2 separate regions of the Homo sapiens genome follow, and region 2 is linked to region 1. Evidence: chromatin loops called from intact Hi-C (ENCODE). Cell type or tissue: PC-9. All regions are shown on one strand. Links, peaks and the distances in the headings refer to the core of each region. The heading gives the core; the rest is flanking DNA.

The links. Peaks named below come from ENCODE experiments on the same cell type or tissue, not always from the same donor. Only the 100,000 strongest peaks of a DNase experiment are listed, where the experiment ranks them.
Region 2: a loop joins it to region 1, with 4 times the contacts of the local background. A loop is called at or near these places in 1 of 110 quality-filtered maps.

The regions. Positions count from the first base shown.
Region 1 is chr2:44,546,871-44,551,271 of GRCh38, reverse strand. All of the region lies in intron 3 of CAMKMT (calmodulin-lysine N-methyltransferase), which reads right to left. Among named protein-coding and RNA genes, the nearest start is that of CAMKMT, 190 kb to the right of the region's middle. In PC-9, for the core only: no CTCF peak of the experiment used is centred there; DNase peaks (open chromatin) are centred at 541 and 1,951; H3K4me3 peaks cover 1,004 bases; H3K27ac peaks cover 3,125 bases.
Region 2 is chr2:44,597,285-44,601,685 of GRCh38, reverse strand. All of the region lies in intron 3 of CAMKMT (calmodulin-lysine N-methyltransferase), which reads right to left. Among named protein-coding and RNA genes, the nearest start is that of CAMKMT, 240 kb to the right of the region's middle. In PC-9, for the core only: no CTCF peak of the experiment used is centred there; DNase peaks (open chromatin) are centred at 2,335, 2,755 and 3,135; H3K4me3 peaks cover 1,071 bases; H3K27ac peaks cover 1,982 bases.

The DNA.
Region 1 (4,401 bases), core at 88-4,087:
ATTAATGTGACATAGAAGGCATGCCCACGCACTGCATGACACTGTGTAAAGCCCCGTATCCAGTTCTTTGTCTCAGCAATCTGAGAGAATAAAGATCTTGCAGATGTGGGTTTCTGCCCCATTAAACAGGACTACATAATCTTGTGACTACATTACTGCCACGTACTCTACCCTGAACCCTAGAACACCACCTGGAATTATGTGGCTAGGTAGAATAGATGAGACTTTTTACAATAAAACACTGAAGAAAACAATTTTAAAAACATCTGGTTTCCAGGTCTTGCAAGTTGTCATATATTGTGTACAGAAGTTTAGGTAGATGGACATTCATGAATGAGTTGTTTAAAACTTTAGTCTCAAGCCCCATTCTCGGCAGTCTCTATGAAGATATACAGAGAATATACAGAACACCCACAGTTCCTTTGATAACTTGCAACAGTTCTCACTTTAAGTATTAAATGCCTCCTCAATCAATGTATGATACAATGTATCACTGGTTTAATCATTACAAAACAACTTGTAAAGAGGAAGTGACAGAATTTGACTCATCCAGTCACTGCAAGCTTTTAGAGTATGCCTTTGGTTCAGAAAAGAGTGGATAGATGGTCAATAGATCTTGGTAACTGACTTCTCTCACACCACATGGAATAGAAAAAAGATAGACGGAGCCTATAAATTCCTTGGGTTCAGTGTCTCCCTAAGAGCTCAGCTTAGTGATAACTTTATAGTAGACATTTAATTCTATACTAGTAGAAATTAAATTGATTTAATTCCTTTACTATTCATCTTCATATAAGAAATGTTACATATATGCATTTTATATGTAAATGTGATCTTACATGACTGTCAGTCTTTTTTCTTTCTTTTTTTTTTTCTTTTTTTGAGACAGAGTCTCACTCTGTCACCCAGGCTGGAGTGCAGTGGCACTACCATAGGTCACTGAATCCTCAACCTCTCAGGCTTAAGCCTCAGCCTCTAGAGTAGCTGGGACTACAGTCATGTGTCACCAGACCTGCCTAATTTTTTTAATGATTTGTAGAAACGGGGTCTCCCTATGTTGCCCTGGTTGGTCTCAAACTCCTGGGCTCAAGCAATCCACCCACCTCAGCCTCCCAGAGTGATGGGATTATAAATGTGAATCACCACGCCCAGTGGCTGTCAGTCTTAAAAACATATATGCTGATGTTCTTTGTGCTGGTATTGGCTCTTTATCAAGGTATTTTTGTGAATATGACTACACACACATTCCTTTTCTCCACATTTCCCTTCCCGATTCCCTGCCCACATTTTAATATGACTTTCAATTCAGGCAGGTCAGAATGAATCTATCCTATTTCAAAAATCCTAGAACTCTACACTGAATGACGGAAGGATGGATAAAGACACTCTTCACATAACACCAAGACTTTTAACACAATGAAGCTGGGTCTGGGACAAAAATGTATGGCCACAGTTGAAGAAGCCCCCTATGTCTTTGTTCTAGGATGTAAGTCTAAGAGGGAGTGGAGTTTACAGACATCATGTAGGACATAGGCTTACTTACTGAAGTCTGAGACTTTGGGGATCCTTAATCCTTAAGCCAATAAATAAGCAAGAGTATCATAATCTTCTGCCACGAAGTGTTTCTTAAATATATGAGCAGTTCAGGAGTTTGAGGCTGCACTGAGTTATGATCACCACTGCACTCCAGCCTGGGCAACAGAGTGAGACCCTGTGTCTAAGAAAAAAAGAAAAAAAATTATATATACATTTTAGGTTGGTGCAAAAGTAATTGTGGTTTTCAGTTCAAGACATTGTGGCAAGTGACTGGACAGGAAAAACTGAGTCTTCCTGCTGTGTGAGAGAGGTTCTTCTCTTCCCTTGGGGTGAATTATGTTTGTCACTCTGTACATTTTCAGGTCTTTTTTTTTAGGATTATAAAACTATAATCATAGTAATCTGGCAGAGAATTCCCATAGGGGTTGGGAAGGAGGATGCTTGAGTGATTAGTCACCAAAGAGAGCCCAAAGAAGTGGACAGAGCTGGTAAACTGGTGAGAGAGCCTCAGGCATTCACCAGATTCAGAAGATTGCAATCATCTCTTTTGGCAAATGAATATAGAACATTTTTCTCCAACAGAAAGAAGAGCTTAGCCGATGTACCAGAAAGAGACATAAGATTTGAAAACAGAAAAAGGGGATCATGTTTCCATCTGATCTCGGAGGAAACAAATGTGGAACAGGCAAGATGTAAACAAGATGTATTAGTTTTTTATCGGTGCATAACAAATCACCAGAAATTTAGCAGCTTAAACCATCACTCATTTATCAGTTCACAACTCTTTAGGTCAGAAGTCTGGTATGGCATGGTTGAGTTTTCTGCTCAGGGAATCACAAGGCTGAAATAACAGTGGCAACCAGATTGAGTTCTCATCTGGAGGCTCTAAAAAAGTTCTGCTTCCAACCTCATTCTTCCTGGCAAAATTCAGCTCCTTGTAGCTGTAGAATTGAGGTCCCCATTTCCTCTCTGGCTGGCAAACAAGGGCCACTCTCAGCTAAAAAAATTCCTTGCTACGTAGCTGCCTCCATCTTCAAGCCAGCAAATCCTTCTCCTGCTTCGTCTCTGACTTCCCGTCTCTGACCTCTAGACCCAGATTTAAAGGGGTTATGTCATTAGGTCAGATCCACTCAGATAATGTCACTGCTTTATGGTCAACTGATTTGGGACCTTAACTACATCTGCAAAATCCTTCCACAGCAGTATCTAGATAACGTATGGCTAAATACCTGGGAGAGGGTGTGTGTACAGCAGGGCCGGGAATCTTGGGGGCCATTTTAGAATTCTGCCTACCACAGGAGACACCTGTTATCAGGGCTTGTGGTTTCATGTGAGACCATGGCTTTCTAGCTTAGAAAGATAAAGAACCAGTACAAACCAAAGCACTTAGAGATAAGTGGGTCTTAGACAATGCCAGAGCTTTTAAGGCTCTGGATTCACAGAGAAACACAGAAGGCGTATGTCTTTGTCTAATGTTCATCCTATGATACCCAACAGAGTCAGGAATGAGGCAGGAGGGGACTTCGAGCTGGTTGTTCCCATAAATTTTGCCAGCACATAGAAAGCACATAGTAGGATGCTAAGTAAATACTTGTTGAATAAAAGAACTAAGCCCATTTGAAGGCAAGCATTAATTAACATTAGAATCACAAATCTGAACTCAGCATATTCTGTGCTTTTTTCTTTCTTCTGTCTCCCTAAATCTGCAGGAAGATGTCCAGGGCCAAGTTTTTCCCCACTCTCTACCAGGATATTTAGAGTGATCAGTGTGCCTCTGATGGGCAAGCAGCCAATGAGAGACAGTACTGCAGGAGGGACACTCAAGGACAGCTGTCTTGATGATCCCTTTCCACTGCAGCTTCAGCTCAAAACTTGCCCTCCCTTTTGCATTATAATTAACCAAATTTAGGCCGTTAGAGATAAGGAAAGAGAGAAGTAATGTTATTTGAACTTCTCCTATGTGTCAGATATATTACATAAGCTCGTATTTAATTCTCATAGTAACCCTATGAAATGGGTATTATTTCAAATGAGGAAATGATAGTACAGAGATGGCATTTGAACCTGGGTATTCCAGACCCCAAGACCTAAACATTGTACTAATCTTGTTCCATGCATTGCTAACTTTTACACCTGTGATGATTTTTTTCACTGCCTTTTAAGTTTAGGGTCATCTTTCACCTATCATATCTTTCTTGTTTTTTAGAGATGAGGTCTTACTATGTTGCCCAGGCTGGAGTGCAGTGACTATTCACAGACATGATCATGGTGCACTACAGCCTCAAGTTCCCGGTCTCAGGTGATCCTCCTGCCTCGGCCTTCGGAGTAGCCCCACAGGCATGCACCACCACGTCAGCATCATCTAACATTTTTTAGAGCCACTCTTCTTACTTGAACCCTGAATTCCCAGCTTGACCAATCCCTGCTGAGGTACTGTCTTTCCAACTATCAGCATAGAACAGTTTTTACTTTTACTTCTGCTGAGCTTATTTCCAAGTGACTGCTAGAGGACCCAATAAGACTACTGATATTGTTCAACTAGGTTTGTGTACCTGGAAAATGTCCTCTGAATCCTAGCACATTAACATTTTCTTTGAGGATACAGAAAATAACAATAACAAAAAACCTAAGCTTGATATTTTTCTGCTCAATCAAGTTCTTCCCCACCCTCAGGACCCCTCAACACATTTTGGACACATTTTGCAGAGCCAAGCAAGCCAACCCAAGGGATTTATACTCACTTACCCTTAGGATTTGTGGTCTATGTTGTGAAGTAAAAACCCCCACTAAAAAGGCAACTTTACTGAGAGAGAAATGAAACCAACACCAACTCATATGTCATTTTGTTGTATGGTCAGTCTCTCA
Region 2 (4,401 bases), core at 219-4,218, 50 kb before region 1:
TGAATGGAATTTAGAGAATAGTAAGAAAGAGTTTATTTACCTATATGGAATTATTTGATAACAAAAGTCACTACATGTGAGAACAGAGGCTATAGCTTTCCTCTTACCAGAAACATAGTATCTCCAAGAAAATAAATTATACTAGCGACCTCTTTAGGTTTCTTCCAATTTTATGATTTTTTAAAATTTTGTTATTTATTATTTATTTATTAATTATCATTATTTTTTTGAGACAGAGTTTCACTCTTGTTGCCCAGGCTGGAGTGCAATGGCGCAATCTTGGCTCACCGCAACCTCCGCCTCCAGGGTTCAAGCAATTCTCCTGCCTCAGCCTCCCGAGTAGCTGGAATTAGAGGCATGTACCACCATGCCTGGCTAATTTTGTATTTTTAGTAGAGATGGGGTTTCTCCATGTTGGTCAGGCTGGTCTCAAACTCCTCACCTCAGGTGATCTGCCCATCTTGGCCTCCCAAAGTGCTGGGATTACAGGCGTGAGCCACCATATGACTTTTTCTAAAAGAGTAATGGCATACCTTTATATATATTAAGTAAAACATCTGGCTATATTTTGGTACTTTTTAACTGATATTGGTTATATTATATGTATCAACTAAAAAGTATCAAAATATAGCTAGATGTTATACTTAATTTGGAGATGAATATTATTCCCTCCCTAAATTTAGGATATGACAGAAACCTGGTAATTAGAAGAAGAAAAGACAATATCAAAGAAGCCTCATTGTCTTGACACACTCTAATGTACAGTTATCAAAATTGTTAGCCACATCTTACATAAATTCCCGAGTCTACTCAACATTGTACTATAATTGTAGTAGTTTTAATCTCCATCTGATAGAAAAGAAAGGGAAAACATTTTCTAAAAGTCACCATAAAACTCTCTAAAGAAATTTTAAACATTAATTTTGATACCAAAAAACTATAGGAATAACAAACCAATTTCATCTAACAACCTAGGAACAGTTTGTGTGCACAGACACATATGCGTGTGTGTCTGTATCTGTATATGTTAACTGAACAACCTTGCCCAAGTTGAGGTACCTAAATATGAAAGTGCAAAACATTTACAGAGAAAAGGTTTCTGTCAAAAACTTGATCTTGGCCAGGCACCATGGCTTACATCTGTAATCCCAGTGCTTGGGAGGCTGAGGTCGAAGGATGGCTTGAGCCCAGGAGTTTGAAACCAGCCTTAGCAACATGGCAAAACCCTGTCTCTCTACCAAAAATACAAAAATTAGCTGGGTGTGCTGGTGTGCACCTGTAGTCCCAGCTACTCGGAAGGCTGAGGTGGGAGGATCACCTGAGCCCAGGAGTTTGAGGGTGTAGTGAGCTATGATGGTGCCACTGGACTCCAGACTGGGCAACAGAGCGACACTCTGTCACAAAAATCAAAAATAAAAAAAAAAATCTTGGTCTCATGATAGTGGTGGTATGTAATGGAATGGTGAAGCTGAGGAGAATCTCTTTTATCATCTGTTATTATGAGCAGAGTTTTAAACTCTGAATCTGAAAAAAAGATCAATATCTTTTCCCATTTCAATTCAATGATAAATGTAAATTTCAGAATACAGAAATAACTAACAGCCTTTCTAAGAAAATTATTCAACCAACATGGGTTTTTATGAAGTAAAGATAGGTTAGAATGAGAACATTGGAAAGTTTCCACAACTTTTATTCATAAACTGCAAAATAAAGTACTTTAAAATCATTAGTTATTCAAAGTCCATAGAGTACCAAATCGTTTTGAAGAAAAATTCATAAAAATTCCCACATTGGAATGAATTGCTTCCTAGTTTCTTAAAGCAAACAACAAGAGAAACATACACTTTTTTTTTTTTTTTAAACCTTGCCAAGGTGTCAACTCCACTGTTAACATAAAATCCTCTCAGAAATAGCCCAATCCAGGCTTGGTTATTAGACTAAACATGTTAGAACCCAGATTAGAAAATAATAGCTAAAAATGTTTGTGGAATCTAAGCCCTAAGTTCCCATTTCTGAGACTCTTAATGATTATGTTTGAGGTTCTTTTTTTAAAAAGCTGTGGTTTCTTTTATTTAAGAAAAATTTACATAGATTGATCTTTAAATTTAAAAAAATGCTTCTGACAAATTACTTTTCATTCTCACAGAAGATAATGGCCCTATCAAACAAAATAATAACAGGGCATGTATTAAATGGGCTCTAAAGGAAAACGATATTGATGTATCTACATTTTTTCCAGCTCATTCATTGAAAGGATTAGCTGTAACCAGTGCAGTAGCTATAAAATGTTGACAGAGGTTGGTTCCTAAGAACTGCCAGATGGTCAGAAGAAAATATTGTACAATAGTGTTACTGGAGCCCTTCAGGCAAAGACAGATATAATCTAGTTTTGAAAGCTGCCAGGTATTATGAAGTGTCACTTTCTATTTATAAATAAACTATGAGTTATGGTCACAGTATTTGAGAAATGGAAAACAGAAATTTCTAACAAAGTTCTAAGGCTTCTCATACCTAGGCAATTCACATTAGGTTTAAATGTTTTTCCCATTCCATCTTACATGTTAAAGCTAATTGTTTAATAAATAATGATCAGGAACTTACATGTGTCAACATCCACAGAAAATATAGGATTTTACTCTCTACCTTGCTAAAAGATTTATAATTGGTCAAAGTTTTAAAGACATACGAAATAGGTGAGCCCTGCACAGACAAAAATGCTATGCTTTTCTTAGGTAATTACAGCTTTTTACCGACACGTGTGATTACTCAATCTAATCATGCAATTCCAGTTAGCAACTTGTAAATATGAGGTTTGGTATATGTACTGAACACCTGTGATGGTATATAGCCTTTTTGAACTTCACATTGTGAAACCATGACTTTATTTATTCCTTCTTTTCATTTTCTTATATCGCCTCACAACCACCTCCCCACCCAGAGCCTTTAACAAGTAAGTTGCTAAGACAAGACCCAAAGGACTTCTGATTTTAAAGGTCCTAAGCTTGCTGCAAATTAGGTTCTTCTGAGCTAAGATTTCATTATAGTATATAAGTTTCTCCTTTAATCATTGTATTTCTACTTTGTGCTAACATTCTAAGTAGGTTTCATAGACTAAAAGTGCTGTATGATTAAGTCATACTTGTCAGGCTGTTCATTAGTGACTCATTGAAGAGGACAATGCTAATTCCAGCAGGAAGTAATGGAAAGTAAAAAAAATGCACAGTGTATATATCTTAATGTTGAATAAAGCCTTTCAACCAATTCCACGAGAAAACTGGAACTTCATTTCTTTTCTCCCATATTCCTTCATAATCTATTTTTGCATAACTTGGTTTTTGTGACTAAAATCTAAATTTTCATTAAAAATTAACAGAAGGAAGGCAGAGGTTCTTAGGATTCATAGAAAGAATTCAGGGGGTCCATGAACTTGCAAGGAAAAAATATTCTTATTTTTACTAAACTAACCAAATTTAGCATTTCCTTATATTACAAGTGTAGGCTATGAACAGTAATATTTTCATCTAACATTATAATTTTTGTCATTGTTTGTTTGGAAATGATATTTAGTAGCTCATTCTTAATGAAAAATTATAATCATTATTAGAGCTACAACTAGATCTTATTATTTTATGGCATTAATAAGGAAGCATAGGCTGGGTGCGGTGGCTCACACCTGTAATCCCAGCAATTTGGGAGGCCGAGGCAGGTGGATCAAAAGGTCAGGAGTTCGAGACCAGCCTGACCAACATGGTGAAACCCCGTCTCTACTAAAAACACAAAAATTAGCCCAGGGTGGTGGTGCATGCCTGTAATCCCAGCTACTCAGGAGGCTGAGGCAGGAGAATCGCTTGAACCAGGGAGGTGAAGGTTGCAGTGAGCTGAGATCGCACCACTGCACTCCAGCCCAGGTGAAGAGCAAGACTCCATCTCAAAACAGACAAACAAACAAACAAACAAAAAATAATAAGGAAGCATATATGTTACTATACCACAATTGTATTTTAAACATATTTTGATAACTGTATTTCAATGTAATTGCTTTTTGGATTTTATTTAACACACTTGTAACATTATTTTGAGAAGGGATCCATAAGCAGAATCACAAGATACCAAAGGGGCTCATGACACAGCAAGGGTTAAGAACCTCTGAGCTAAAGGGATTATAATATGCATACTTACACACCATCTACCACATTTTCACTGGAATGTAAATTAGGATTGACAAAGAGTTCAGAATGTGACATGCTCCCTGTGTAAGTTGGTATATCACTGGCTGATGTTATTATTAATTGTGGATTCACTGGAAATAATTATGGACAGATTTCTTAAATGATTCTATATTTAGTAAACCAAAATGGAAGTATGGAGGTAGCTAAGGGAAATTCATTATTCACAAATTAA